Linked DNA regions of Homo sapiens: region 2 is linked to region 1. Evidence: read pairs that join two places in POLR2A ChIA-PET (ENCODE). Cell type or tissue: K562. All regions are shown on one strand. Links, peaks and the distances in the headings refer to the core of each region. The heading gives the core; the rest is flanking DNA. Region 1 has its middle 31 kb from the start of PTPRS. Region 2 has its middle 30 kb from the start of ZNRF4.

What was found. ChIA-PET counts read pairs that join two places held together with the same protein. Peaks named below come from ENCODE experiments on the same cell type or tissue, not always from the same donor. Only the 100,000 strongest peaks of a DNase experiment are listed, where the experiment ranks them.
Region 2: POLR2A ChIA-PET joins it to region 1 with 5 read pairs; 4 of 35 experiments call an interaction of 5 or more read pairs at or near these places.

What each region holds. Positions count from the first base shown.
Region 1 is chr19:5,363,267-5,379,427 of GRCh38, reverse strand. No RefSeq gene overlaps it. Among named protein-coding and RNA genes, the nearest start is that of PTPRS, 31 kb to the right of the region's middle. RefSeq lists an enhancer at 14,047-14,546. In K562, for the core only: a CTCF peak has its summit at 9,358; DNase peaks (open chromatin) are centred at 9,097 and 9,387; H3K4me3 peaks cover 282 bases.
Region 2 is chr19:5,416,847-5,433,007 of GRCh38, reverse strand. No RefSeq gene overlaps it. Among named protein-coding and RNA genes, the nearest start is that of ZNRF4, 30 kb to the left of the region's middle. In K562, for the core only: no CTCF peak of the experiment used is centred there; a DNase peak (open chromatin) is centred at 8,279.

The DNA.
Region 1 (16,161 bases), core at 7,536-11,535:
GATCACGAGGTCAGGAGATCAAAACCAGTTGGAGGTTGCAGTGAGCCGAGATCGTACCACTGCACTCTGGCCTGGTGACAGAGTGAGACTCCGTCTAAAACAAACAAACAAAAAAACACACACACAATGAGATACCATCTCACGCCAGTCAGAATAGTGATTATTAAAAAGTCAAGAAACAACAGATGCTGGTGATGCTGTGGAGAAATAGGAACGCTTTCACATTGTTGGCAGGAATGTAAATTCGTTCAACCATTGAGGAAGACAGTGTGGCAATTCCTCAAGGATCTGGAATCGGAAATACTATTTGACCAAGCAATCCTATTACTGGGTATATACCCAAAGGAATATAAATCATTCTATTATAAGGATACATGCATGTGTACATTCTTTGCAGCACTATTCACAATAGCAAAGACATGGAATCAACCCAAATGCCCATCAATGATAGACTGGATAAAGAAAATGTGGTACACATACACCATGGAATACTATGCAGCCATAAAAAGGAACGAGATCATGTCCTTTGCAGGGACATAGATGGAGCTGGAAGCCATCATCCTCAGCAAACTAACACCGGAACAGAAAACCAAACACTGCATGTTCTCACTTATAAGTGGAAGCTGAAAAATGAGAACACATGGACACAGGGAGGGGAGCAACACACCCTGAGGCCTGTTGGGGGAATCGGGGGAGGGAGAGCATCAGGATAAATAGTTAATGCATGCAGGGCTTAATACCTAGATGATGGGTTGATAGGTGCAGCAAACCACCATGGCACACATTTACCTATGTAACAAACCTGCACATATATCCTGGAACTTAAAATAAAATTTAAAAAATACCTGGGCCACGCACAGTGGTTCACGCCTATAATCCCAGCACTTTGGGAGGCCGAGGCGGGTGGATCACCTGAGGTCAGGAGTTAGAGACCAGTCTGGCCAACATGATGAAACCCCATCACTACTAAAAATACAAAAAATTACCTGGGAGTGGTGATGGGCTCCTGTAACCCCAGCTACTCGGGAGGCTGAGGCAGGAGAATCGCTTGAACCCAGGAGCTGGAGGTTGCAGTGAGCTGAGATGGCACCACCGCACTCCAGCCTGGGCAACAAGAGCAAAACTCCGTCTCAAAAATAATAATAATAATAATAATAATAATAAATTAAAAAGAAATCTGAAGAGATCAAGTTCTGTGCTTTTGCCACCCAATAGTCCCCACGCCTGGGACAGCTTAGAGGAATTCCCACAGATATCATAGGAGCAGTTTGGCTAAGTGCATCTTTTTTGCTGAGCACTTGTTTTAAAAAAAGATCAATAAAAATAGTATCAGTAAACAAACTCCTAATCTTTGTCCCTGGAAGAGATGGCAGAGCACAGCTGAGCCAGAGGGGAGGTGGCACCAAGGGCACAAGTTCTGGCTCTGCATCCAGTTCATCGGGCGACCTGCGGGTGACACTGGACATCTCTGGGCCTCTGAGGGCACTCCTAGCTAAGAGTTTTGCAGCTGCAGTGACTCTGGGGATTCATGAGCTTGTGGTGCTGGTGGTGCTGGGGACATGCCACTGCCCTGCAGGTGAGCCACTCATGGTGGAGGGAGGTGAGGTGGAATGTGTATAACCTCATCCTCTTCCTCCTTCTGTGGTCTCCACCAGGTCCAGCCCCCATCACTGCCCACCTGGACTCGTGCAGTTGCCTCAGTCCTGATTCCCCGGCTCCTACCCTTACCTGCCGCAGTCTGTCCTCCCCATTGCAGCCACCAGAGGGTGCCTGTGAGCACCTGAGTCAGGGCCTGTCCCTCCTCTGCCCGCAGCCCCCCATGGTTCCCACCTTCCTCAGGGTCAAAGCCCAAGTCCCTTTTTTTTTTTTTTTGACATGGAGTCTCGCTCTGTCACCCAGGCTGGAGTGCAGTGGTACAGTCTCGGCTCACTGCAACCTCCGCCTCCTGGGTTCAAGCGATTCTCCTGCCTCAGCCTCAGGAGTAGCTGGGACTATAGGTGCCTGCCACCACACCTGGCTCATTTTTGTATTTTTAGTAGAGACAGAGTTTCACCATGTTGGTCAGGCTGATCTTGAACTCCTGATCTCAAGAGATCCACCCACCTTGGCCTCCCAAGGTACTAGAATTACAGGCGTGAACCACCGTGCCCGGCCCCAAGTCCTTTTTGCAACCCACAAGGCCCTGCATGACCTGTCCTCCTGCCCCTTCCCTGCCCTCCCCTTCTCCCTCTCTCCCCTTCCTCACTCTGCTCCAGCCACACAGGCCTCTTCACTGTTCCTCCAATGCCCCAGGCACTGTCCTGCCTCAGGGCCTTTGCACAGACTGTTCCCTCTACTTGGAACACCCTTCCTCCACATGTTCTCACAGCTGGCTCCTTCTGATCATTCAGGTCTCATCTCAAATGTCACCTCCTCAGACAGGCCCTCCCGGACCACCCCAGCTAAAACTGCATCCCTCCAACCTATCACTTTTTTCCACCTCACCCAGTTTCACTTCTGTTCATCAGTTATCACTGTCTGAAATGATCATTTTTGGCGGGGTGCAGTGGCTCATGCCTGTAATCCCAGTACTTTGGGAGGCCAAGGTGGGCGAATCACTTGAGATCAGGAGTTCAAGACCAGCCTGGCCAATGTGGTGAAACCCCATCTCTACTAAAAACACAAAAATTAGCTGGGCGTAGTTGTGCACGCCTGTAGTCCCAGCTACTCAGGAGGCTGAGGCAGGAGAATCGCTTGAACCTGGAAGGTGGAGGTTGCAGTGAACCAAGACTGCGCCACTGCCCTCTAGCCTGGGCGACAGAGTGAGATTCCATCTCAACAACAACAACAACAATGAAATGATCGATTTATTTTGCTTACTTGCAAATTCTGTCTCTCTCCAGCTTCCATGAGTTCCAGAAGTACAGGAAATATTGTCTCTCTTGATCTCTGCTGAGTCTTCAGTGTCTAGAACGGGGCCATGCACACAACGGTTGTTGAGTGAATAAATGAACAAATGAGGACAGAGAGAGTAGGAGTGCAGACATGGGCATCAAAGAACTGGTGATTCTGCCCAGGTGCAGTGACTCTTGCCTGACATCCCAACATTTTGGGAGGCCGAGGTGGGAGGATTGCTTGGGCCCAGGAGTTCGAGATCAGCCTGGGCAACATAGTAAGACCTTGTCCCTATAAAAAATTAGCCAGGCCCGAGCTGGGCGTGGTGGCTCACGCCTGTAATCCCAGCACTTTGGGAGGCCGAGGCAGGCATATCACGAGGTCAGGAGATTGAGACCATCCTGGCTAACATGGTGAAACCCTATTTCTACTAAAAATGCAAAAAATTAGCCGGGCATGGTGGCACGCACCTGTAGTCCCAGCTACTACCACTGCACTCCAACCTGGGCGACAGAGCAAGACTCTGTCAAAAAAAAAAAAAAAAAAAAATTAGCCAGGCCTGGTGGTGTTCACTGGTAGTTCCAGCTACTTATGAGGCTGAGGTGGGAGGATCACTTGAGTCCAGGAGTTTGAGGCTGTCGTGAGCCAAGATCACGCCAATGCATTCCAGCCTAGGTGACCTCTGGTACTTGTCTCTAAAAAGCCCTTGCCAGGACAGGATACATGGATCAGCCTTCTTCTTCTTCCTCCTCCTCCTCCTCCTCCTTCTTCTTCTTCTTCTTCCTCTCCTTCTTCTCTGCTCCTCCTCCTCCCTCTCCTTCTTCTTCTCCTTCTCCTTCCTCTTCCTCTCCTTCTCCTTTTCCCTCTCCCTCTCCTTCTCCTTCTTCTTCCTCTTCCTCTCCTTCTCCCTCTCCCTCTCCCTCTCCTTCTCCTTCTCTTTCTTCTTTTTCTTCCTCTTCCTCTTGTTCTTCTGTTTTCAGACAGGGTCCCACTCTGTCACTCAGGCTGGAGTACAGTGGTGCAATCATAGCTCACTGTAACTTTCAACTCCTAGGCTCAAGCAATCCTCATGCATCAGCCTCCCAAGTAGCTGGGACTACAGGTGCACACCACCATGCCTGGCTAATTTTTAAAGTTTTGTTTTTTGTTTTTTTTTCCAGCAGAGATGGAGTCTCACTATGTTGCCTAGGCTGGTCTCAAACTCCTGGCCTTAACCCTTCCTCTCACCTCAGCCTCCTGAAGCACTGGGATTACAAGGCATGAGCCTCCACGCAAGGGCCCTCTTTCTTTTTAACAGCTGCATATGTTTCCATAAGATGCACCTTCTATAGTTTATCCACCATGACTCCGTAGAGCACATTAGCAAACAGGCGTCTTTGCACACGCATGTAGATCTTCTCTGGGTTAGAGATCTGGGTAGAGTTGCTGCAACGCAGTTTTATTTGATGCTGCGAAGCTGCCCACCATTCCTTGGCTCACTAGCTGTCCATGAGTCCCATCTCCCTCACCCTCATCAATAGTTAATCTCATCCATTTTCCCCCTCATTTACCCAATCTGATCAATGTGAAGCAAGATCTTGTTCTGGTTTTGATTTTCCATTTCCTTGACCGCAGTAACTTTTCCCCTTCCTCTTGGTAGAATACAGGTGCCCAGGAGATGTGGCCACCGCCATCTAGAACCACACGACATGTGCTCCATCCACTTCCCGCCAGCAGGACCACCTCAGCCTGGGATTGCAGGGGCAAGGGCTAGAGAGAGGCCTCAAATGTATGTGTCTGCGTTGGGGGTGCCTGAGCTGACTGTAGGGCCATCGATCACCCCGCTGTAGCCAGCGCAGGGTGTTTTAGCTAAATCAGGAAGTGCATCCCACAGAGCAGCCTCTGGTGGATCAATGGTTGGAGGTCGAAGCCAGGTTGCTAGCAGCAGCTGGGCAGCCCCTCAGACCTGGGGCATGAGTGGGAGGAAGAACAGGAGGGACGAGCCAGCTGGGCTTGAACCCTACTTTTGCCACTGACCATTGTGGGACTTGGACTGAGTGACGTTCGTTTCCTGAACCACTGTGTCCATATCTGTGAATGGGCAGTCATAGCCTCCTACCTTCCATTATTCGTTCATTCATTCATTCATTCAACAAGTATTCTTGAGCACCTACTGTGTGCCAAGTTCTGTTCTAGGCTTTGGAATTTGCAACAGAAAGACAGGCAAAAATGGCTGCCTTCGAGTTGATGAGGCATGGTCACTCATCGAGGTACAAGATAATGAATGGTTTTGAAAGGGCTATGAAGAAAAATAATGTAGGGTGAGGGTGTAGACAGTGGTGGAGACATGGTTTCTTTAGCTGGGGTAGTCAGGGAGGGCTTCTCTGAGGAGGTGACATTTGAGCAAAGATTTGAAGAGGAGAAGGGAGGACTCAAGTGGATCTCTTGGGAGAAAAGCACTCCAGTCAGGCACAGTGGCTCACACCTGTAATCCCAGCACTTTGGGAGGCAAAGGGGGGTGGATCACTTTGAGGTCAGGAGTTCAAGACCTGCCTGACCAACATGCTGAAATCCCATCTGTACTAAAAATACAAATATTAGATGAGTGTAGTGGTGCATGCCTGTAATCCAGCTGCTTGGGAGGCAAAGGTGGGAGGATCGCTTAACCCAGGAGGCAGAGGTTGCAATGGGCTCAGATCTCATCACTGCACTCCAGCCTGGGCAACAGAGTGACACCCTGTCTCAAAAAAACAAAAACAGAAACAAAAAGGCAAGGTCAGATGACGATAAACTTTCCTCTGTTGAAAGTTAGTAGGGAGGAAATGTATTTCCATGAGGACATTCCTGAATGTTAGAGGGGTATGGTCCTCTGGACCCATCTAAGTGACTTTTCTCTATTATGGCTGGGGAAACTGAGGCCCAGAGAGAGCCTTTCCAATTCACTCCCAGGCCACACTCAAGAATGAGGTGGGGGGATTTGAGAATGCGGGACAGAAGGAGGAACCCCGATACAGCCAAGTGTGGGATCTTTTCACTAGAAGGATCAAGAGAGGCTTGAGTCCAACTCTCCAGGGTAAGGAGGGGAAACCGAGGCCCAGAGAAGAAGCCCACACCCACCTCACTCACCCCTCCTTGGGTCACTCACCAGCATCCTCCATGTGCCATCCATTCATCCAGGTCGAGCTCCAACTGCAGCTGAACCCCCAGCTCCGGTTCCTCACAGACTCGGCACTCAGCCAGAGGAGCTCTCTGTGGCTGTGCTCACCCCACACGCCAGTTTACGTGGGGAAAATGTGAGGCTCAGCAGGACAGATGATACACCCAAGGTCGCTCAGGCAGGGCTGGTTGGAGCTCAGGAAGGCTTGAGACCAGATCCTGTTCATTTTCCAAGTGTAGGCAGCCACTCTGGTGGAATGGGGAATGGACACCTGAAGCTTAAGGCAGGTCCCAGACAGTGTGTACAAAACAAACCTGTGCACACACTCATGCACAAACACGGGTGCCTACATGCAGGTAGGCATACATGCACACATGCACACAGAGACATGTGGCACATGCTCATGAGTGCACACATTCATATGAACATACATGCACACACATGCACGCATGAGACATATGTGCACATCATTACATGTGAACGCATGTGCACAGGAACATGCACATACATGCAAACTGGCACACACATGCACACAAGCACATGTGCACACATGCACACATATGCATATTCACAAATGCATGCACACACAATTCACACAAACATGAACATACATGCACACACAAGCACGGACACATGGACACACATGTGTATACATGCATATGCTTGCACTTAGGCACATGTGCTCACAGACATGTGTGCACAATGCATTGAACATGCCTGCACACACAGATACACACTCACACACTCATGCATGTAGGCAGACCTGCACACACAAGAGACACACAAGCACATAAACATGTACATACATGCAAACCCACACATGCACACAGATGCACATAAGCACATGTGCGCACATGCATATTCACGAACGCATGCACACACACAATTCACACAAACATAAATATACATGCACACCCAAACATGGACACATGGACTCATATGTGTATACATACACACACTCGCACTTAGGCACATGTGTACACAGAGACATGTGTGCACACATGCATTGAACATGCCTGCACACACAGATGCACGCTCACATACTCATGCCTGTAGGCAGACATACACACAGAGAGACATGTGTGCACATAGATGCACGTGAACAATGACAGGCACACATGCACACAGGCACACATGCACACACAAAACTTGAACATGCATGCACATGCACATGAAATGCACATATGCATACTCACAATTCACACAAACGTGAGCTCATGTGCACAGGTGCATGCACACACAAACATAGACACATGTACACACACGCGTATCCATACAAATGCCCTCGCACATGCACCTGCTGGCTGGGAGACACAGCATCCCTCGGTGCCTCTCGTCCTCTCCCTCATTCTCTCTCTCGCTCCCTCTCTCCCTCCCTCAGAGCCATTTAAACGATTACAAAGATGCTATTTTTATATAGAGGAAAATTCAGTTATAGACATTGACCTTTAAGCTTTTTTCTAGGCTCACGTGTCGCTGGCCCAGGGTGCGAAAGGCTTGCGTGAACGTTCTCGGAAGAAAAACTTCCTCAAACTAGGGAACTGAGGGTGTGAGAGAAGGAGCAGAGCCAGGGATGGGGGCCCGTGTGCAGCAAACGGGAGGCAAGTCCACGCTTCAGGATGCCTGAAGAAACTAGTGGCTCAGAGTAGGAGGCAAGGAAAGCCCAGACGGAAAGGACTTCCTTTTTTTGTTTTTTGGGATTTTTTTTTTGGAAACAGAGTCTAACTCTGTCACCTAGGCTGGAGTGTAGTGGTATGATCATAGCTCATTCCAGCCTCAACCTCCTGGGCCCAAGTGATCCTCCAACCTCAGCCTCCCGAGCAGCTGGGATTACAGGTATGCACCACCATGCCCAGCTAATTTTTAAAAATTTTTTTAGAGATGGGGTCTTGCTATGTTGGTCAGGCTGGTCTCAAACTCCTGGACTCAAGTGATCCTCCTGTGTCATCCTCCCAAAGCGCAGGGATTACAGGCATGAGCCACTGCAACCGGCAGACTTCCTTTCTTGTTGCCACATTTTGGAGGTGATCCGCCTTTCTGAACTGGTTTGGGGTGTGGTCTCTGCATGGGTTTAGCCACTTTCTCTTTTTCTGGACAAGCTTTTCAGCATCTGGCAATAGTGGGTGCTCAACGAATGGGTTGGGGCTTACTTTAGATATTTAATTATTCAACACCTATTAACTGAGTCAGACACTGTTCTAGGTACTGAGAGGAAATAGCAAATTTGACAGAATGAAGATCTCTGTTTTGAAGAGCTGATGTTACATGTTAACAAAGAAAACCCCCCCACACAAGTAGGTGGGGCACAGCTGCTCACTCATGTGATCTCAATGCTTTGGGAGGCTGATGCAGGAGCATCACTTGAGCCCAGGAGTTTGAGACCAGCCTGGGCAACATAGCAAGATCCCATCTCTGAAAAAAAAATTAGCAGGGCATGGTGGTGTGCCTATAGTTCCAGGTACTTAGGAGGCTGAGGAGGGAGGATCGCTGGAGCCCAGGAGTATGAGGCTGCAGTGAGCTATGATGACACCACTGCACTTCAGCCTGGGCAACAGGAGGAGACTCTGTCTAAAAGACAAAAATACACAAGTGGCCGGGCACTGTGGCTCACACTTGTAATCCCAGCACTTGGGGAGGCTGAGGCGGGTGGATCACGGGGTCTGGAGACTGAAACCAACCTGGCCAACGCGGTGAAACCCCGTCTCTACTAAAAATGCGAACAATTAGCCGGGCGTGGTGGTGGGCGCCTGTAGTCCCAGCTACTGGGGAGGCTGAGGCAGGAGAATGGCGTGAACCCGGGAGGCGGAGCTTGCAGTGAGCCGAGATGGCGCCACTGCACTCCAGCCTGGGCGACAGAGCGAGACTCCGTCTCAAAAACAAAAACAAAAACAAGAAAACCACACACACAAGTAAAATATACAGGGGGTCAGATGGTGGTAAGAGCTAAGGGTGAGGGGCGGGGGGTGGGGTGGGCTGGAAACAAGCAGTAAAGGAGAACAGACTCTGACGGAGATAAATGTGGGGAAGTGGCCAGGGGAGGTCTCTGTGAGAAGCGCCATTTCAATAGAGACCAAAGGAGGTGGAGGTGGGGGAGGGAGATAGAAGGCACAGCCCACGCGGAAGCCCTGAGGCAGGACCCCACCTGGTGCGTTGGAGAAACATTGAGGAAAACCCTGTGGCTGGAGCACAGTGAGCAAGGGAAAGAGACGGAGGAGGAGGTGTCAAGGCAGGTCACACAGAGCCTTGTGGGCCGCAGAGAGGACTTGCTTTTTGACTCTGAGGGAGGTGACAGCCATGGAGGGCTGTGGGCAGAAGAGGGACAGGACCTGACTCAGGTGCTCACAGGCGCCCTCTGGCTGCTGAGGGGGGAACGGTCTGATGGGTTAGTGAGCAGGGGAGGTGAGGACCAGGGCAGAAGCAACTGTACTGGTCCAGGCAGGCAATGATGGGGCTGGACCTGGGGATGTAAAAGAGGGGCGAGAAGTAGGCAGGTTGTGAATAGATTTGAAGGCAGAGCCAACAAGATTTTCTAAAGGACTGATGGTGAAATGTGAGGAAAAGAGTTGACTTGAGATTGATTCCAGGGTTTCTGACTTGAGCCCCTTGGATGTTAGAGGTGCAACCTATTAGTATGAGTTTGGGGAGGATGAAAATGGATGAATAAGGATGGATGGATGGATGGATGGATGGATGGATGGAAGAGTGGGTGGGTGGACGTGTTACGGATGGATAATAGATGATGAATGAATGAATTATGGATGGATGGATAAGTGAGCGGGTTGATGTGTTATAGATGGATATAGATGATGAATGAATGAATAAATTATGGATGGATGGGTGGATGGATGGATGAGTGAGTGGTTGGGTGGATCGGTTATGGATAATAAGTGATGGATGGATGAGTGAATGGATGGATAGATGAATAAATGGGTGACGGATGGATGGATGGATGGATGGATGAATATATAGGTAGGTGGGTGGGTGAGTGGTTGGGTTAATGGGTCATGGATGGATAATAGATAATGGATGGATAAATGGATGGATGGGGATGGGTGGATGAATAGATGGATGATGGATGGGTGTATGGAGGGATGGATGGGTGTATGGAGGGATGGATGAGTGGATGAATGGATGGTTGAATGAGTGGGTGAATGAATGGTTGGGTAGATATATTATGGATGGATGATAGAGGATGGGGTAGGAGCCACAGGATGGGGAGGGGTGATGACCAAGGTTTGGCTTTGGCCTGTTAAGTTTGAGCTGCCTTTTGGGCACCTACATGTAGATGCAGACGGGCCATTTGGATATAAGATTCTGATGTTCCCAGAAGAGATGCCTTCTGAAGGCATAAATCTGACAGTCCGTGGTACTGGGATTACAGGCGTGGGCCACCGCGCCTGGCCCAGAGCTAGCTTTTACTAGCCATGGTGTTAGAATGTATTCGTGTCCATGGTGTTAGTCCATGGTGTTAGAATGTATTCATGTCCATGGGGATGAATGAGAAGAGGAGACAGAGACTATGCTCAAGGACTACCCTGTGTTTAGCAGCTGAGCAGAAGAGAGAAGCTTGCAGAGAGAAGCTTGCAGAGAGACTGAGAAGAGTCCAACAGAGAGGAGGGTGAATGCAGGCAAATGTGGGGACGCTGGGGGCCACGTGAAGATGATGCTCCCAGGAGGAGGGACCACCCAGGGTAGATGTTGCTAGGAGCATGAGGAGGATGGGTGCTGAGAAGTGATCACTGGATTTGGACACTGGGAAGCCACCTGGACAAGGGAAATCTTAGAATAGTACTGGGAAGAGCCCACCACTGAGATTTTTTTTTTTTTTTGAGACGGAGTCTAGCTCTGTTGTCCAGGCTGGAGTGCAGTGGCACGATCTCGGCTCACTGCAAGCTCTGCCTCCCAGGTTCACGCCATTCTCCTGCCTCAGCCTCCCAGGTAGCTGGGACTACAGGCGCCCGCCACCACGCCCAGCTAATGTTTTCATATTTTTAGTAGAGATGGGGTTTCACCGTGTTAGCCAGGATGGTCTCGATCTCCTGACCTCGTGATCCGCCCGCCTCGGCCTCCCAAAGTGCTGGGATTACAGGCGTGAGCCACCGTGTCTGGCCACAACGCCAAGATTTTAAGGAAGGGATTCAGTTATCAGAGCTCGGATACCCCGAGTGTAGAGTGAAAGCATCAGGGCCACAGCCAACCCCACACTCAGTCAGTCTGAGGATTTAGTGAAGTCATGTGCTCAGTACATATTCTTCTTGGTAAGGCAGAACTGGTATCACTGGGCTGTTGCCATTACAGTTAGTAGTGCTACCCATTTATCTATCCAACAATCCATTCATCCATTCACCCATGCTTTCATCCATCTGTATACCTACCTACCCATTCATTGATCCATCATTCATTCATCCATCCGTCTATCCACCATCTATCATCCAACCATAACCCATCCACCCAACCACGAATCAATCCATCCATTCATCCATATATTCATCTATCACTCATCCATGATCTATACTCATCCGTAACCCATCCATCCATTCATTCATTTATCTACTCATTCATCCATACATCGCCAATCATCCTTCCATAACCCATCCATCCAACCATTCACCCACCTACCCATCTATCCAACCATCTATCCCTCATTCATCCATCCATTCATCCATCTATCATCTATCATCCATCCATAACCCACCCACCCAACCACTCATCCACCTACCTATCCATCCATCCGTCATCCATCCATCACCCATCCATGATCTATTATCCATCCATAATCCATCCACCAGTCACTCATCCACTTACTCATTCATCCATCCATTGCTCACCCATGATCTATCATCCATCTATAACCCATCCACCCACTGGCTGATCCATGTATCTACCTACTTACCCATTCATTGATCAATCATTCATCCATCCATCCATCATCCGTTCTCCCGTCTATCATCTATCATCCACCCATAGCAGCTGAAGCCAGGAGGCAGCACTCATCACCCATCTGTAACCCATCCACCCAACCATTTATGTCTCCATCCATCCACCCATCCAATAATTCTAACACATCCATTCTCCCCCCCATCCCTTCAGTGTCTACACATTCTACACCCTATGCTCTGTTCTATCTCCAGGTTTGTGCTGCCACATCCACCTGCCCCTCTGGCCATTCCCTTGAGATCCTCAAGGTACTACCCAGTTTGCCTCCTTGGTTTCTTCCTGAGCCTCCTTCCCCCTACTGCCAACACATGGCCTCGCCAGCATCATCACTAACTTGAGTTGGTTGAACGGACCAGAGCCTGTCAGGCTGTCCCTTGCTCTCCCAGGCTGTGGTTGTACTTGAATGGGGCAGAGCTCCTGCCCACACAGCCTTTCTCTGAGGGACTCTTATGGGGTCCAAGTCTCAGGGCCCACAACATTCACACCAGCTGAAAAAAGTCCCTCCGGGGGGGGCTTATCTGGCCCTGGAGCAAGGTTGGAGGACCCAACCTCCACTTGCACCCAAAATGCTGCTCTCTGATGTCTCCTGAATCAGAAGATCCTTTAGCAGCAGCATCAATCTTGCTTTTATTTTTTTTAAATCACTACATCTTATTTCTACTTCTCATACCCTCCCTGGAGACCTGGACAGAGATAGATAGATGGAGAGGTAGAGACCACTGCAGAGGTTTGCTGCATAACCTAAGGCAGAGCCTCTCTCTGGGCCTCAGCACCCCCAGCTTCCTCCCTTGAGAGGAGGGGTGGAGAGGGGAGGTTATATAGACGTGCTTGCTTCATAGGCTGGCCCCCAGATACTGCTTAGAGGGTGGCCTCCTTATCCTCAGGTTGGGAAGTGTTTGTGGACCAGACCCACCCCCCCACCAACCAATGAACTTAGAAATGAGTCATTCAGACCAGTCATAGTGGCTCATGCCTGTAATATCAGTTTGTTGAGATGCCGAGGCGAGAGGATCCCTTGCAGCCAGGAGTTTGAGACCAGCCTGAGCAATGTAGTGAGACCTCATATCTACAAAAACTTTAAAAATTCTCCAGGCATGGTTCTGTGCACCTATAGTCTCAGCTACTCAGGAGGCTGAGGAGAGAAGATCGCTTGAACCCAGGAGTTTGCGTCTGCAGTGAGCTATGATTGCACCACTACACCCCAGCCTGGGCAGTATAGTGAAACCCCATCTCTATTAACAAAAAAGAAAAAGAAAAGAAAAGAAAGGAGTAATTCACAGTCCTGTGGTGGTCTGGAGTGTCAGGGAGTTGGCCACCTGGCTTCAAATCCCAGTTACTGTCGACAGGCTGCATCCCCTCTCTGAGCCTCAGTTTCCCTATCTATACAATGGGCACAACCACTCCCATCTCAGAGTCATTGGGGGGATGAAATGTGTCAGTTATTATTAATATCGCCAGCCCCTAGACGTAACCACTACTAACGTTGTGAAGTGTGTTCTTGGGATATCTTTCTACGCATAGAAAAGGTTTGGGGGCCAGGCGCAGTGGCTCACACCTGTAATCCCAGCACTTTGGGAGGCCGAGGTGGGTGGATCACCTGAGGTCAGGAGCTCAAGACCAGCCTGGCCAACATGGTGAAACCCCGACTCTACTAAAAAAAATACAAAAAAAATTAGCCGGGCGTGGTAGTGCCCTCCTGTAATCCCAGTTACTCAGGAGGCTGAGGCAGGAGAATCACTTGAACCCAGGAGGCGGAGGTTGCAGTGAGCAGAGATCGCACCACTGCACACCAGCTTGCATGATGGAGCAAGAAAAAAAAGAAGAAATAAAGAAAGAAGAAAGAGAGAGCGAGAAAGAAAGAAAAGAAAGAAAGAGAGAGAAAGAAAGAAAGAAAGAGAAAGAAAAAAGGAAGGAAGAAAGAAGGAAAGAAAGAAAGAAAGAGGCCGGGCGCGGTGGCTCACGCCTGTAATCCCAGCACTTGGGGAGGCGGAGGCGGGCGGATCACGAGGTCAGGAGATCGAGACCATCCTGGCTAACACGGTGAAACTCAGTCTCCACTAAAAATACAAAAAATTAGCTGGGCGTGGTGGCGGGCGCCTGTAGTTCCAGCTACTTGGGAGGCTGAGGCAGGAGAATGGAGTGAACCCGGGAGGCGGAGCTTGCAGTGAGCCGAGATAGCGCCACTGCACTCCGGCCTGGGCGAAAGAGCGAGACTCCGTCTCAAAAAAAAAAAAAAGAAAGAAAGAAAGAGAGAGAAAGAGAAAGAAGAAAAGTTTGGGGGTCATATTTAAAACCACTTTCTCCAAAGGAAATAATAACAATAGTTAAGTCTCCGAACCCAGCACTGGGCATTTTATATCCCATTAAATTCTCCCAATATTCCTAGGAAGACTTTTTAAAATTAGTTTCTACTTCCCAGAAGAGGAAAAGTCTCAGATGGTGAGAAGTAAAGCTTGGATGGAAACCCAACTTAGCCTGAGTCCAGAGCTGAGGGACTTGGCCAGGCCAGCCACTGGTGGGTGGAGAGAAATGGGGTCCCTCCTGGGGCAACCTGGGCCAGGCTCCGCCCCGGCCAGCAACTTCCTCCCGATGTCATGGCAACCAGCTCCTCTGAGATGCTAATTAAGGTGACTGGGAGGCACTTCCCATCCTCGTTCCACATCCCCTGAGAACAAAATGCTAGGAGGCCCTCCATCTTCCATGCAGGCAAGGTGTGGTGGGAGCACCCGTGGCCAGAGGGACTCGGTTTCCCCAGGTTGCATCACTTGCTCTGAGGCTGGGTTACTGGGGATGGTCCGGGGAAGGAGTGGAGAAGAGAAGGGGTGAGCTCACCAGCCCAGAGGCTGCAGATGCCAAACATGGGCTGGGCACCAGGAGCTAAACACTCTCCATACACCCTTCGTTCCGCATTCAAAAACTTGAGTTTTAGACATTTCTTTGTTTGGATAGATAAAGGCAGAAAAGAGTACCCAACTCAAGAGAAATGCTTAGATGGCACCTGTGTTATGCCAAACCCTACTTCCAGCACCCTATTAGTATTAATGCAGTACAGCCTCATCCTCATCCTTCTGAGCTGGTATTCATCATGCTTGCTTTGTAGATAAGGACACTAAGGCACAGAGAGGTGAAGTGACCTGCCTGAGGTCACACAGCTTGTTCAAGGCAGAGCTGGCTTTTTAATTTTATTTATTTATTTATTTATTTTGAGACAGAGTCTCACTCTGTCACCCAGGCTGGAGTGCATTGGTGCGATCTCGGCTCACTGCAACCTCTGCCTCCCAGGTTCAAGCGATTCTCCTGCCTCAGCCTCCCAAGTAGCTGGGATCACAGGCATGCGCCACCACACCCAGCTAATTTGTTTATATTTTTGGTCGAGATAGGGTTTTATCATGTTGGCCAGGCTGGTAGTGAACTCCTGACCTCAGGGGATCCTCCCACCTTGGCCTCCCAAAGTACTGGGATTACAGGCGTGGGCCACCACGACTGGCCCAGAGCTGGATTTTACTATCATTTTTTTTTGCCTTTCAAGGTATGGGGGGCAAAATTCCCCTCCCTGTCCTGGCCCTGATCACCCAGTAACCATCCCCAGAGGTAGCCGTTGTTATCCCATGTCCCCTGTCTCCCTTCCAGGGACAGGGTATGTACACACAAGCACTTGTGTGTATATTTTTCTTGCCTACTTGCTTTTTTCACACACACGCATGTGTACCCACAAGCTGTTCTGCACCTTCCTGACTTAACAAGACACCTTCGAGATCATTTCTTTTCAGTACACGAAGATTCTCACTTCTGCTGAGCACACTGGCTCACACCTGTCATCCCAGAACGTTGGGAGGCCGAGGCTGGAGGATCACTTGAGGCCAGGGGTTCGAGGCCACTCTGGACAACATAGCGAGACCCCCCCATCTCTACTAAAAATAAAAATAAAAAATTAGCCAGGCATGGTGGTGCACCTGTAGTCCCAGCTACTCAGGAGGTGGAGGTGAGAGGAGCGCTTGAGCCCAGGAAGTCAAGGCTGCAGGGAGCCACGATTGTGCCACTGCATTCCAGCCTGGGCGACAGAGTGAGATCCTCTCTCAAAACACAACAAAATGACTCCCAATTCTTATACAGCTGCATAGTATTCCACTGAGGGAATAAAGCAGACTATTATTTATTTATTTCTTATTTTTTGAGACAGTTTAGCTCTTGTTGCCCAGGCTGGAGTCCAATTG
Region 2 (16,161 bases), core at 6,037-10,036, 55 kb before region 1:
AGCCACTGCGCCTCTCTTTAGCCTTCCCAACCGTGGTGTCAGACCTCTGCCCCCCAACCCTGATTCTGGGACTAGAGTGTCCTCGACACCTCCCACCCTCCCCAGTTGCCCTTTCAGGGCAGGCACAGATGAGGGCCGTGGGCCCGGGATGAAGGGAGGCCTTCTGTGGATGAAGCAACCCTTTAGGAGAGCCAACTATGGCCCCCCTGAGCTCCCCAGGGGACATTACAGGCCAGGACCCTTTTTGTCCTAAAACCCTTTCTGATTCTGATTCTGGTGTGAAAATCCCCCTCACTAGGCATTTTTTTTTTTTTTTTTTTTTTTTTTTTTTTTTTGAGACGGAGTGTCCCGCTCTGTCGCCAGGCTGGAGTGCAGTGGTGTGATCTCGGCTTACTGCAACCTTTGCCTCCTGGGTTCAAGCGATTCTCCTGCCTCAGCCTCCTGAGTAGCTGGGACTACAGGCGCCTGCCACCATGCCTAGCTAATTTTTTTTTGTATTTTTAGTAGAGACGGGGTTTCACCATGATGGCCAGGATGATCTTGATCTCCTGACCTTGGGATCCGTCTGCCTTGGCCTCCGCCTGCCTCGGCCTCTGCCTGCCTCAGCCTCCCAAAGTGCTGGGACTACAGGCGTGAGCCACCGTGCCCGGCCTCGCTAGACTCTTATGAAGACAAACACCCTCCTGGGGGTCCCAGCGCCCCCTGATCTGACCCTACAGATGAGCCTTTTGGCTCAGGAAACTTCGCTTTTCCTTCCCCATCTACAGATGGTACAACTGAGGCCCAGTGTGGGGTGCTCGCCCAACGTCAGACGGTAGAGTCTGAACCCAGTACGAGTAGGATCCAGGCCTGCAAAGGGACAGCTCTGAGCTGTGTAGCCTCAGGATGGCTCCTTCTCTGTCCTGAGCCTGTGTCCATCCTACCCCTTTCTTCCCTGCTTACCCAAAGCCTCCCAGCCTCCAAAGGCAGGACTTGAGCCTCATGCATCTTTTTTCTTTCCCTACAGTAACCTAGCACAGGGCTGGGTCTCTGGTTGGAAAAAAATACCAACAGTGGGCTGGGTGTGGCGGTTCCTGCCTGTAATCCCAGCACTTTGGGAGGCCTAGGCAGGTGGATCACTTGAGGTCAGGAGTTTGTGACCAGCCTAGCCAACATGGTGAAACCCCCATCTGTACCAAAAATACAAAAATTAGCCAGGTGTGGTGGTGCACCCCTGTAATCCCAGCTGCTTGGGAGGCTGAGGCACAAGAATCTCTTGAACCTGGGAGGCCGAAGTTGCAGTGAGCCAAGATGGCGCCTCTGCACTCCAGCCTAGGTGACGGAGTGAGACTCCGTCTCAAAAAACGAACAAACAAAAAAACCAACAACGACGACCTTCATCACCATCACCATCATCCCTGCGTTACTGAGCGTTCACTATGTGCCAAGCCTTGTGCTGAGGATTTAACCTGAATCCTCTTGGATAATCCAGGCCATCATTCACAAGGCTCTTCTGAAATAAACCCTGTCATTATCTCCATTTTCCAGATGAGTAGGTCAAAGCTCTGAGAGGATGCGGTGCTTGGCTGAAGGTCATGCAGCCAGTAAATGGCAAAGCTGGGATTTGAACCCATCTCTGGGCGACCCCAGACCTCCAGCACTGGAGGAAAATGACAACATAAACTCGATCCCTCCTCTCCCCTCCCTGTGGCTGAAACTGGGTTTGCAGACACCAAATGCAGGCTGTCAGCAGCTCCTCTGGCCTCTGATAAATCGAGAGAATTAAAATCCATTTAGAGGGAAATCTCTAAATAGGTCTGCGTTGTGTTTTGTGTGTGGGGTTTTTTTTTTGTTTGTTTGTTTGCCATCTTTTTTTTTTTTTTTCCCTCTTCCCCCGGCTGTCTCCAACTGGGTAATGTATTCTAGGAGCAGAACTGATTCTGACTTAATTGAATTTAAAAGCAGGTATTACATCTGCACCTTGTAAGCGAATGCACGTGGAGGAACGGCTGCCGGGATGGAGTGTTGTTTTTTATTTTTTATTTTTTTGAGACAGAGTCTCGCTCTGTTGCCCAGACTGGAGTGCAGTGGCACGATCTCGGCTCACTGCAACCTCCGCCTCCTGTATTCAAGCGATTCTCCTGCCTCACCCTCTGGAGTAGCCGCCACCATGCCCAGCTAATTTTTTGTATTTTTTAGTAGAGATGGGGTTTCACCATGTTAGCCAGGCTGGGCTTGAACTCCTGACCTCAGGTGATCCACCGGCCTCGGCCTCCCAAAATGCTGGGATTACAGGCGTGAGCCACCGCGCCCGGCCGGGATGGAGTGTTTTTACCCAGTGTCGCTTTAATCTTTCTTTGTACTGAAGAAGTGGCATCAATCCCCATTTGGGACTCCTTGTTAGGGGCCACCCCAGGCTGAGCCATAAAGGGTGGCGGGTTTGGAGACGTCAGGCCACGAAGACTTGCAGGTGAATTGGAGTGCTTAGGCGTCGAGAGAATGGGTGCAGGAACTCAGCTGCCTGCTTTATCTTTCATCTTCCATTTCACTCTCATCTCTCCCTGGCGCCCTGTTAGCCTCGCCTCCAAGCCATGCCCAAGCCACACCCCAACCACGCCCCCAACCTCCCACCTCTCACCCTCGCCTTTGCCCTTATCCTGATCTGAACCCCCAGCACCTCCTGGACTTACTCTATCCTGGATCTCCTACAGCAGCCAAAGTGATTGCATCCTTTTTTTTTTTTTTTTCTTGAGATGGAGTCTTGCTCTGTCTCGCAGGCTGGAGTGCAGTGGTGTCATCTCAGCTCACTGCAACCTCTGCCTCCCAAGTTCAAGCAATTCTCCTGTCTCAGCCTCCTGAGTAGCTGGGATTACAGGCACCTGCCACCATGCATGGCTAATTTTTGTATTTTTAGTAGAGACGGGGTTTTACTATGTTGGCCAGGCTGGTTTCGAACTCCTGACCTTGAGCGATCCACCCACCTCAGCCTCCCAAAGTGCTGGGATTACAGGCCTGAGCCACCACACCCGGCCTATTCATTTTTTTTTCTCTCTCTCTTTTAAAAAAAAATTGTGGTAAAATATGCATAATATAAAATTCACCATCTTAACCACTTTTATGTTTATTTTTCTCAGAGACAGTCTTGCTCTGTCACCCAGGCTGGAGTGCAGTGGTACAATCATAGCTCACTGCACCCTTGAACTCCTGGACTCAAGTGATCCTCCCACCTCAGCCTCCCGAGTAGCTGGGATTACAGGTGTGTGTCACCACTCCCAGCTATTTTTTTGTTTTGTTTTGTTTTTGAGACAGAGTCTTGCTGTGTTGCATAGGCTGGAGTGCAGTAGCACGATCTAGGCTTGCTGCAACCTCCGCCTCAGGGGCTCAAGTGATTCTCGTGCCTCAGCTTCCCAAGTAGCTGGGATTACAGGCATACGCTGCCACACCCAGCAAATCTTTTGTATTTTTAGCAGAAATGGGGTTTCGCCATGTTGGCCAGGCTGGTCTCAAACTTCCGGCCTCAAATTGATCCACTTGCCTTAGCCTTCAAGGTGATGGGATTACAGGTGTGAGCAACCGTGCCCAGCCCAAATTTTAATTTTTTTTTTTTTTTGTAGAGACAGGTTCTGGTTATGTTGCCCAGGCTAGCCATTTTAACCATTTTGAAGTGTACAATTCAGTGGCAGTAAGTACATTCACAATGTTGTGCGACCATCACCACTATTTCCAAAAATTTTTCATTAGCCCAAAAGGAAACCCTGTAAGCATTAAGCGATAACTCCCCATTGCCCTCGGCAACCTTGATTCTACATCCTGTCTCCAGGAATTTGCCTCCTCTAGGGATCTCATATAAGTGGAATCATACAGTATTTGTCCTTCTGTAGACAGTAGGCTTCTTTCATTGAGCATAATGTTTTCAAGGTTCATCCACCTTGTAGCATATGTCAGAACTCCTTTTCTTTTCTTTTTTTTCTTTTTTTTGAGACGGAGTCTCGCTCTGTCACCCAGGCTGGAGTGCAGTGGCGCAATCTCGGCTCACTGCAAGCTCCGCCTCCCGGGTTCACGCCATTCTCCTGCCTCAGCTTCCCGAGTAGCTGAGACTACAGGTGCACGCCGTCCCGCCCGGCTAATTTTTTGTATTTTTAGTAGAGACGGGGTTTCACCATGTTAGCCAGGATCATCTCGATCTCCTGACCTTGTGATCTGCCTGCCTCAGCCTCCCAAAGTGCTGGGATTACAGGCGTGAGCCACCACGCCCAGCCTCTTTTCTTTTTTGAGACAGAGTCTCACTCTATCACCCAGGCTGGAGTGCAGTGGCATGATCTCGGCTCACCGACACCGCCGCCTCCCAGGTTCAAGGGATTCTCCTGCCTCAGCCTCCCGAGTAGCTGAGATTACAGGCACACACCACCATGCCCAGCTAATTTTTTTTATTTTTAGTAGAGACATCATTTTGACCAGGCTGGTCTCGAACTCCTGACCTCAGGTGATCTGCCCACCTCGGCCCCCCAAATGGTGGGATTACAGGCATGAACCACAATGCCAAGCCCATTTCTTTCTTTTTTCTTTTTTTGAAACAGTGTCTCACTCTGTCACCCAGACTGGATTGCAGTGGCGCTATCATAGCTCACTGCAGCCTCAACCTCCCAGGCTCAAGCGATCCTCCAGTCTCCACCTCCTAAGTAACTAGGACTACAGGTGCACGCCACCATGCCCGGATAAATTTTTTATTTTTATTTTTATTTTTATTTTATTTTTATTTTTATTATTTTATTTTTTTATAGAGACAGGGCCTCACTATGTTGCCCAGGCTGGTCTCAAATTTCCGTGCTCAAGAGATCCTCCCACCTTGGCCTCCCAAAGTGTTCGGATCACAGGTGTGTGTCACCGCACCCAGCCATAACTTCTTTTCTTTTTAAGGCTGAGCAATATTCCACTGTTTGGATGGACCACACTGTGTTCATCCATTCATCCATCCGTGGACTCTAGGTTGTTTCCGCCTTTGGCTGTTGTGAATCGTGCTCTGTGAACATGCATGTACAAGGATCTACGTGAGTCCCTGCTTGGAATTGTTGAATCATACGATCATTCTATGTCAAAATGATTTTTTTTTAGCAAATGCCATTCACTCTCCTGCTCTAAATCCTTCTGTGGCTCCATATTGTCCCCAGAAAAGTGGAAACCCTGTCCCATGGGCCTCAAAGCACTGCCAACTTCTCCCTCCACATCTCCCCTACGCCTCCTCTTCCCCACCCACTGCATACTGCAGCCACACTAAGTAACCTTCACTTGCTCCCAGGCCTTCGCACATGCTGTTCTTCCTCCCTGAAAACACTCTTCCCCATTTGTTTTGTTTTGTTTTGTTTTGTTTTATTTATTTATTTATTTATTTAGAAGCAGAGTCTCGCTCTGTTGCCCAGGGCTGCAGTGCAATGGTGCAATCTCAGCTCACTGCAACCTCTGCTTCCCAGGTTCAAGCACTTCTCATGCCTCAGCCTCCCGAGTACCTGGGATTATAGGCACCCGCCATCATGCCTAGCTAATTTTTGTATTTTTAATAGAGACAGGGTTTCACCATGTTGGCCAGGCTGGTCTCAAACTCCTGACCTCAGGTGATCCTCCCACCTTGGCCTCCCAAATTGCTGGGATGACAGGCGTGAGCCACCGCGCCCACCCTGTTGGTTTGTTTTAGAGACAGGGACCTGCTCTGTCACCCAGGCTGGAGTGCAGTGGTGCAATCATAGCTTACTACAGCCTCGACTTCCTGGCCTCAAGCAATTCTCCCACCTCAGCCTCCCAAGTAGCTGGGACCACAGGTGTGCACCACTACACCTATTTCTTTTTTAAATAGAGATGGGGTCTTGCTATGTTGCCCAGGCTGGTCTCAAACTCCTGAGCTTGAGGGATCATCCTGCCTCGGCCTCCCAAAGTGTTGGGATTACAGGCATCAGCCACGGTAGCCAACTTCTTCCCTATTTCTTATTTGGTTGACTCCTCAGCTTTCAGCTCAGCTGTCCCTGCCTCCAGGAAGCCCTCCCTGATCTCCCAGGCTGGGTCAGACACCTTCTCTGGGCCCCCAGAGCTGCCTGAATCTCCCCCATCATGGTTCTGATTGTGGGCCACAAGTGACCTGTACATCTCCCCCACTGGGAGGGTGGAGCTGGGTCTATCTCAATGACCAGCACCCATTGCAGGATCTGGCACACAGTAGGTACTCAATAAATGCTTGCTAAATGCTACCATGATTATTTCTGTCCCCCTCAACCCCCACGCCAGACCCCGTGCCCTTGAGAAATAGAGACACAGCCACTTCCACACCAACTTCTTCCGTCTAATGGCAGACCTCAAACAGTATCTCAGGCTGTCGATTAGAAATAGATCCAATCAATGTGCTCGTTTTTCATTCCACAGTGCGTCTGTGATGGATGGGCGGGTGGGAGTGCTATTAAGCCGGGAGAATTTTCTATACGTTCCAGGCTCTGGGTAGACTTTCTTCAAAAAGCTATCCGGCCAGATCTCAAATGAGAAAGTTATTAAACACACACACTCTCTCTCTCACACACATATTGCAGGAGAGCATCCCGTTCTCGGGGAAAAAAAAAAATAAAAGCAATTAATACATAACTGCAAATGTGGCAGTCTTTGCTTGGAGGCTGTGAGGACTACAGCTGACAGGGAGAAAGAGGCAATTGTTTTTCTTTTTTTCCCAAACACATCAAAGTTCTCCCTGGAAGCGGCAGCCAGTAAATTATAGACTCATTTTCACTACAGTGTCTTAAGTTGGATACCCCAGAAGTAGCTCCTGAAACAAGGATTTGGGGGTAAGTTGTTTATGTGGGAAGTGATCCAGGAAGCCCCAGGAGAGTGGGGAAGTGAGACAAGGAAGGAAAGAACCAACACTTATGAGCAGGTGACTGCCCTGAGCAACTGGGCTCAGTCCCACTGGATACCCTTGGGAGATGGTGTATAGCATGCACTTGTTCTTCCCAAGAGAATGAGAGAGGTGGGATATTTATCCACCAGCGCCTGTCCATCACTGGTGAAGGGCTGCTTCCTGAGACATCAATTCTCTGTCACTTCCAGCCTGGCCCTCACCCAGGTGACTGCAGAAGGATGCTGTTGGCAGGTGCTGAAATGTGGGTGCAGTAGGGATGCCCACAGCGTCTGCTACACACAGTAGCATTCGCAAAGCCTCGATTTCTTATCACCATTCATTCATTCAGAAATATTTATTAAGCTCACACTGGATGCTGTGCTGGGGGGCTGGAGACAGTGGTGAAATAGATCCAGCCCTTGCCCTCTAGGAATTCAAAGACACATAACCAGGCATTTACAGCCTGTGATGAGGGAAGCTCAGGCAGCTGGGGTAGCTCAGGAAGACTCCTTTCTCAGCATTGTAGAGCAGGGTCAGGTGAAGCTTCCCTGAGGGATGACATTTAAAGATGAGCAGGTGCTAGGTGAACAAGGAGAAGCAGGGGTGGAGCAAGGAAGAATGAAGTAGCTAGACTATGAAGAATTTTGAAAATAAAGTTTAGACTTTCTCTTGAGGGCACTGGGGAGCCATGGAGAGTTACAGAGGGGAGAGGGGAAGGGTCAGACTTACACTTAAGATCGATCCTCCTGGCTGCTGTGTGGATGCTAGGAGCCCATCAAGAAGGCTATTGTAGGAGCTGATGGTGTCTATTGAAAAACACAGATAGGGGTACAGAGTGGGGCTGCCATGGAGACAGTAATGTTGAAATCAATAGGACTTGGTGAGTGTGAAATTGGCAGGGCCGGCTGTTGATAAGAAAGGGAGATAGAGAGGCTTGTTCACAACTTTCCAGAAAAAGAGTGGGGCCATCAGGGAGGGGGTTACAGGAGGAGGTGCTGGAGGGGGATAAAAAGGATGCATTGGGAGTTGGGTAGGATGTACCTGCTGGACCTCCAAGAGGAGGCATCCAGGAGGAACTGGAGAGAGATCTGGGGCCAAGTCTGGGTGGAGACAGAAGTCAGGGCATCTTCAGGATGATTAAAGCTGCAGGAAAAAGTTCCTAAATTTGGATCATCCAGGAAATAGGCCAGTTTCAATTGCAGGATATTAAAATAATAGTAACAATAAATAATACATTTCTTTTTTTCTTTCCCAGTGGCGAATGTTAGAAGCCCAGTTCTCGAGTTCTGTGTCCTGGTTCCAGCAACCCCAGTGGCCCTCCAAGCTATGATGCCTAGAAACCCATCCAATATTGCCATCTGCGTCCTTCAGTCACATGACCAGGCTGAGCTAATCAGGAAGTCAGCAGGAATAGGCTTCAGTGATTGGCTGGAGCCAGAGGTGGAACCAATTCCCTCTCAGGGTTGGAAAAGAGGAAACGTGTGCATTGGTTAAGGTAACACTCCCTGCCATTATAAACTGGCAAGCCTCAATGACCCAACAGAAGTTTGTTGCTCATATAAAGAGCAAACAGGTGTTCCTTTGTTTCCACCTAGTAACTCAGGGATCAGGCCCCGCTGTCTTGTACCTCCTCCATCTTTAAAGTGTAGGTTGCAGAAAGAGCCTGGGCCAGAACGTAAGTCATGGCCACATCACTTCTGCCCACCTTCCACTGGCTCAATTAAGTCACATGGCTGCCCCAACTGCAAGGAATGCTGGGAAACACCTTGCTATGTGCCCTGAAGAAGGAGGAAATGGGTTTGGAGAGCAGCCAGGCAGCGGCGAAACCAGGTTGCTTCTGCGTCCTACAGGTGGAGGGAAGAATGAAGGTCAGGGAATACCCACAAATATCTACCAAGACGACCCTTGTCACAAAAAAAAATGGAGAAAAATTCTCTAATCCGCCTCATGTTGTTGCTCGAGGGATGGAGAGTGTCCTCACTGGTTCAGAAGCCTCAAGGGGTTGGTGACCACGTATGTCTTGGTCACCACTATGTATCCATATTCTAGAACAATGCCTGGCATAGAGTAGTTGCTGGATATATATTTACTGAATAGGTGAGTGGATGGCTGAGTGGGAAGATGGATGGGTGGGTGGATGGATGTTTGGGTGAATGGATGGATGTTTGGGTGAATGGATGGGTAGATGGATGGGTGGTGGGTGGATAGTAGATGCATGGATGGATGATTGGGTGGTGGATGGGTGGATGGATGGATGGATGGTTGGATGGATGTTTGGGCAGATGGTGGGTGGATGAATGGTGGATGGGTTATGGGTGAATGGTGGATGGATGGATGGATGGATGGATGGATGGGCAGATGGATGGATGAGTGGATGGATGGATGTGTGGGTGGAGTGGGTGGAGGGGTGGTGAGTGGGTGGATGGATGGATGTGTGGGTGGATGGATGGATGTGTGGGTGGATTGATGGGTCAATGGATGGATGGTAGGTGGATGAATGGATAGGTGGATGGACAGGTGAGTCTGTTTATCAGTGAAGCCATCTCTTCTCCATCTTTGGGCTGCACTGAAATGGCCGTGGGCACTGATAGTATGAGCCCCCAAATAGATCCCTGGCCATAATTCTAGAACTCTAAGGTATTGGGACAGTCTTCCTGCCCTTCAGGTAGATAGAGCCCAGCCTGGTGGCCATGAGACGGTTTTAGGTGATGCATGAAACAGTCTTAACACCACGGACTCTTATAGGGAGAGAGCTCTTCCTTTGCATGTCTTTTGCAAGAAGAAAGTCTTAACTGGGTGTGAATCAGTCTTTAACACCTTCTTGGACACGTGAAATATCCTTTTTGGACAAAGAGAGAGATCAGGCTCCAGCTCAGAGCTCAGAGGCAACTATCTTTCGTCAGAAATTAATAATATGATTTTATTCTCATTAAGTTAGTTTCTACTTATGGTCAGTGATTCTGGCTTTTCATTTACAGTCATGATAAACAATTTCCTTCTAAATACATTTAAGGTTTTAAGAAGTGGGTCCATTAGAAGAAAAATATTCAGGAAATAATAGTAGAAGTAGTAGAAAGGTGATGTAAGATGGATTGAAATTTGGGCAGCTGAAGTTTGAGCAGCTGACCTGACCTGCCTCACAGTTGCTGTGTGAGCTGGGGCAAATCATTTCACATCTCTGATCTTCAGTTTTCTCATCTGAAAATGATTTCAATAATTCTGGTCTCACCAAAGAGTTTTGGTGGCCAGGCATGGTGTCTCATGTCTGTAATCCCAGTGCTTTGGGACGCTAAGGTGGGAGGATCACTTGAGGCCAAGAGTTGGAAACTAGCCTGTGGAGCATAGCAAGACCCCATCTCTCCAAAAATAAAAATAATGAGCCTGGGTGTGGTGGCACATGTCTGTAAGTCTCAGCTACTCGGGAGGCTGAGGCAAGAGGTGTGGGGGTTCAGTCAGGGTGGAGGAAAAGATTTTAGAGGAAATAAACACAGACCTTCTTGGAAGGCCGAGAGGTTTGCATAGCTTTAGCAAAAGTCTTGGCTGAAGGCAGCTGAGTTCTCTTAAAAGCTCAGGGCGTAGATGCGTAGGAATGTAGAGGAGTTTGTCTAACGCGCTTGTTTACTCAGTCCTAAAACTAACTGATCACTCATGGGTAAGATGGCTCTCCCGGGGTGGGAGCAACCAGATTAATTACCCACAGGTGTGTTGACTCAAAGCCTTTGTCGTTAAAACTGTGCTCAGGCCGGGGGCGTGGTGGCTTACACCTGTAATCTCAGCACTTTGGGAGGCCGAGGCGGATGGATCATGAGGTCAGGAGATCAAGACCATCCTGGCTAACATGGTGAAACCCCGTCTCTATTAAAAATACAAAAATAAAAAAATTAGCCAGGCGTGGTGGCGGGCGCCTGTAGTCCCAGCTACTCGGGAGGCTGAGGCAGGAGAATGGCGTGAACCTGGGAGGTGGAGCTTGCAGTGAGCCGAGATCACACCACTGCACTCCAGCCTGAGCGACAGAGCGAGACTCCGTCTCAAACAAACAAACAAACAAACAAACAAACAAAACTGTGCTAAATAAATGCCCTCAGGGCCAGCTAGTCGGGACTGTGGCTGCTGACTCTTTACAGCACCTTCCGTGGTGTCTGTGAGTGGCTCGACCCGTAGCTGCTCTTTCACTGAATATCAGTGTCTGGGTACATTATTCATCCATCGTGCAAGCTGGGGTCTGCAGGCCAGATCCTCGCAAAGAAGATTGCTTGAGCCAAGAAGTTTCAGGCCGCAGTGAGTTGTGATAGCAGCATCGCACTGCAGCCTGGGCAATGGAGCAAGACCCTGTCTCTAAACAACAACAACACACCAAATAGTTTTGGTGATTAGTTTGGTGATAGTTTTGGTCACACACACAGCTGTGTGACCCTGGGAAAAGTCTCTCCCCATTCTGGGTCTGATTTTTGTCTGTCAGCCTCAGAAAACAAAGTGGATATGGATGAAAATTTTCCCCTGAAGTGAGGGAGGATTTATTATGGATAGGAGCCATCTCTTACCAGTTCTTAGGAGTTTTTTTTTTTTTTTTTTTGTCATGGATGAGACTACCGTTTTAACCTATTCTCAGGAAAGGCTCTGGGGTCTGTCACCCATGCTGTTACTGCTTTTCCCAGAGATTATTTGCAGAACAAATCTGTGTGCTCTTGGTGGAATGAGACGCATTGTCACCCTGGACAGTTTTTCAGGCACTTAGAGTGTGTTGGGGGAAAGATTTGGAGGAGGGTTTCCAGGAGCTTAATACTCACACCTGGAGACAGAGCTTTGGGGATTCTGCCCAGGAGAGGACTTAAGGCCACCCTGGAATGACCCGGGTGTGAGTGTGAGTTTGTGTGTGTCTGTACGAGTGTGTATCCTGGTGATCTTGCGGTTGAGCCCCTCGACCTTTCTCAAGAGTCCTGGCTGCATCCTCTCCTCCCGTCCCCCACCCCTCCAGCCAGGCCCGGTGTGTTTTCCCTCGATGACATTTGAAATCTTTTAATAGTTGTCACATTAGCATACATTTGCATACCTTATGCTAATCAGGCTATTTATTTTTGAAAAAGCACTTTGACTTGTGGGGCCCTTTCTCAAAGGGGGAACTCACTGAGTTTTTCCTGGAGACTGTCTATCTCCCTTGGGGGTGGGTGTCAGGAGGGAAACTGCATTCTGCCACAAACTGGAGCAGGGGGTGACCCCTTCATAGACACACCACAGGGGAGAGAGACATGTCATCAGCCTGGACTTTTGCTGGGTGCCTAGATCATGCCTGGGTGATGGATACTGTTCTTTTTTTTTTTTTTGAGATGGAGTTTCGGTCTTTTTACCCAGGCTGGAGTACAAAGGCACGGTCTCGGCTCACTGCAACCTCCACCTCCCGGGTTCAAGTGATTCTCCTATCTCAGCCTCCCAAGTAGCTGGGATTACAGGTGCCCACCACCACACCCAGCTAGTTTTTGTATTTTTAGTAGAGACGGGTTTTCGCCATGTTGGCCAGGCTGGTCTCGAACTCCTGACCTCAGGCGATCTGCCCGCCTCAGCCTCCCAAAGCGCTGAGATTACCGGTGTGAGCCACCACACTCGGCCTGGATACTGTTCTTATGCCTGTTTTACAGAGTAGGCAATAGAGGCAGGATAAACACAGGCTCTGTGTCCCCACCCAAGGATTTGGCTTCAGCACTTGGCCCTTTCTCTTCGGTAACATCTTCTGGCTCTGCTGGGCAGGTCCCATCTTATAGGGAAAAAGTAAACTTCCACATCCCCCTCCGGTGACCAACCATATCCTTGCCTCTTTGTTTGTTTTTTGAGATGGAGTCTTGCTCTGTTGTCCAGGTTGGAGTGCAGTGGCGTGATCTTGGGTCACTGCAAACTCTGCCTCCTGGTTCAAGCAATTCCCCTGCCTCAGCCTCCCGAGTAGCTGGGCTTACAGGCGCACACCACCATGCCCAGCTAATTTTTGTATTTTTAAGTAGAGGCGGGGTTTCACCATGTTGGTCAGGCTGGTCTTGAACTCCTGACCTCAGGTGATCCACCCACCTTGGCCTCCCAAAGTGCTGAGATTACAGGTGTGAGCCACCACGCCCGACCTCCTTGCCTCTTTTTATGGCCAAACTCCTGGAGATTGAGTTGTCTACACTCACTGTCTGCACTTCTGTTCTCTTTCTTTCTCCTGAGCCTTCTCCACCCATCAGCCTGGCCTCTCACACCTTCCGCCACTGAAGCTGCCCTTGTCAAAGTGTTACCCGAAGGGGTCCTGATCCAGGTCCCAAGGGAGGGTTCTTGGATCTCGCACAAGAAAGAATTCAAGGTGAATCCATAAAGTGAAAGCAAGTTTATTAAGAAAGTAAAGGAATAAAAGAATGGCTACTCCATAGTCAGAGCAGCCCTGAGGGCTGCTGGTTGCCCATTTTTATGGTTCTTTCTTGATGATATGCTAAACAAGGGGTGGATTATTCATGCCTCGCCTTTTTAGACCATAGAGGGTAAATTTCTGGCGTTGCCGTGGCATCTGTAAACTGTCATGGTGCTGATGGGAGTGTAGCAGTGAGGAAGACCAGAGGTCACTCTTGTCGCCATCTTGGTTTTGGTGGGTTTTAGCCGGCTTCTTTACTGCAAGCTGTTTTATCAGCAAGGTCTTTATGACCTGTACCTTGTGCCGACCTGCTATCTCGTCCTGTGACTTAGAATGCCTAACTGTCTGGGAATGCAGCCCAGTAGGTCTCAGCCTTATTTTACCCAGTCCCTATCCAAGATGGAGTTGTCCTGGTTCAAACGCCTCTGACAGAAGTCAGCGTTGACCCGCCCCATCCTATTCCTCGTCCCTCTGGACGGCGTCTGACCGGCTGGTGCCCCGCCCCTCCTGGAAACACTGGCCTTTCCTTCTACCTCTCTGGGTCCCTCTTCTGTCCCTCTCTCTGTCCATTGCTGGTCAAGGGCTGGGTTCTCAGGCCTCTTTGCTCCTCTATCCACACCCTTCCAGGTCGGCCTCATTAACTCTCGGGGCTCTAAACCCATCTACACCCACTGATACCCACAGTCCTGTCTCCAGTCTGGGCCTCCGCCAGCTCCAAACTTGGCCTTGATGGGCATTTCACACTCAACACAGCCATGTCGGGCTGCACCGGACCCCCTAAACTGCTCTTCTTGCATCTCCCCATCTCAGCTGAGGTCAGCCCTTGTAGCTGCTCAGAGGGAATCTTGGGGTCTCCCTGCCTCCTCTTCCTCCCACCCACATCCTCAGCAAACCTCAGCACTCTACCTTGGAGAGCTCCATGAAGCCCTCTCCTCTCCCTCTGATTCCACACGGAATGCTCTTTTCACCCTCCCTGCCTTTGCCCCTTGCACTCTCCACGCCTGTGCTTATTCGCCCCTTTGTGTGCCAGGCAAGAGCCAGCCTCAGGGTCCTTGCCCTGGCTGTCCCCTATGCTTGAAACTACCGGCAGATAAGCCTGTTTTGCTTCCTGTATCCCCAGCACATAAAACAGCACCCAGCACACAGTAGGTGCTCAATAAACACCTCGGTGCTTATGGAAGGCATAATTCATTAAACCTGCATTCATTTGGTGCATGCCAGAATATATATGCATAGAAAAAAAAATCTCTGGAAGGATATATCCCACCCACACACCCACCCACCCCCGCAGAACTGGGGGTGGTTTTTGCTGAGATAACAGATCTCAACATTTTTAAATATTTGCCACAAAGAATGTAACTTCATCAGGCATGAAAAAAACAAACAAAAAACTCAGTGCCGTTTCAGTGCAGTGACCCACCAGCTGTGTGACCCCAGGCAAATGGCATTCCTTCTCTGAGCCTCAATTTCCTCATCTCAGAAAGCAGGGATTATCCTAGCACTATCCCCAGCAAAGCCCTCCAGAGCTGTACCTCCAAGTCTCAAGGAAAGAGTTAAATCCCGGTCTGAGGCGGTGATATTTGCAATGCATGAGGTTTAAACATTTTCAATAAAGAAAAACAAACCCAGGCCGACGCGCTTTCTGATTTATAGTAATTGCAAACCAGCAGCCGTTAATATAATTGTCCGGTGGAGGGGGGTGGCGGGGGGCTTCACGCGGGGCCCAATCAGCCCAGGGTGGGATGCGGCCCCAGTCAGGTTAAGCAAACGCATTACTTTAATAACCTGGGGAGGCAGCTGGAGCCATTAGCAAGAAGGGAGAATAAATATTATCCCAAGAAGCTCCAGAATCCGCAGTTTTATCACCGAGAATTGTCCCCCGTGCTATTTACTTTCAATTTAGATTTTCGGGAAAGTGGTTCTTGGCACATTTTATATATGAAGGAGAATGACTGGAATTGAAATATGACCTGATTTTGCCGTCTGAGAGAAAAAAGAGCCACAGTTTTTTGGGGTCGAGTGAGCTCTCGGCGCTGTCCCACTGAGTCACTCTTAAGATCAAAGCACTGGGACACAGAGGCTCACACACGTTGTGCAGGCGCTGGGGTTTGACCTGAGTCTGCTCCAGAGGCGCAGGGAATATGGGGACAAACGTCCAGGGAGGTGGCCTCATTTGATGACAGCGGACTTTAGAGATCTTCTGGTCTCGTTAGTTTGCCGGTGGGGGGAGACTGAGGCTGAGAGCGAGGCTGTCATGGGCTACTTGAGTCTACTCACCTGATTCTTCTTGCCAACTGTATCTTCTCTCACTCAAGAACCCTCATTGGCTCCCTAGGGTCCCCCGAATCAAACCCGCTTCTGCTATTTTTTACATTCAGAATGGAATTCAAAACGGATCACAGGGGCCAGGCACGGTGGCTCAGGCCTGTAATCCCAGCACTTCGGGAGGCCGAGGTGGGTGAATCACTTGAGGTCAGGAATTCAAGACCAGCCTGGCCAGCATGGTGAAAACCCATCTCTACTAAAAGTACAAAAATTAGCCAGGCGTGGTGATGCATGCCTGTAATCCCAGCTACTCAGGAGGCTGAGGCAGGAAAATCGCTTGAACCCGGGAGGCGGAGGTTGCAGTGAGCTGAGATCACACCACCGCACTCCAGCCTGGGAGACAGAGCGAGACTCGGTCTCAAAAAAAAAAAAAAAAAAAAAAAAAAAAAGGGATCACACAGGTCTACATGTAAAATGTAGAAGAAAACATGAGAAAAAAATCTTCAATAGGGTCTCCTCTCTTGGCTTTGGAGCCTCCCCTCCTGCTGTGTCTCTATAGGGAGCTGCTTCCTTCTTTCCTCTTCCTTCTTGCCTATTGAACTCTCTGCTCCTTAAAACAAAACAAAATAAAATCTTTAAGACATGAGGTTAAGCAAAGAGTTCTTAGGGATGACAC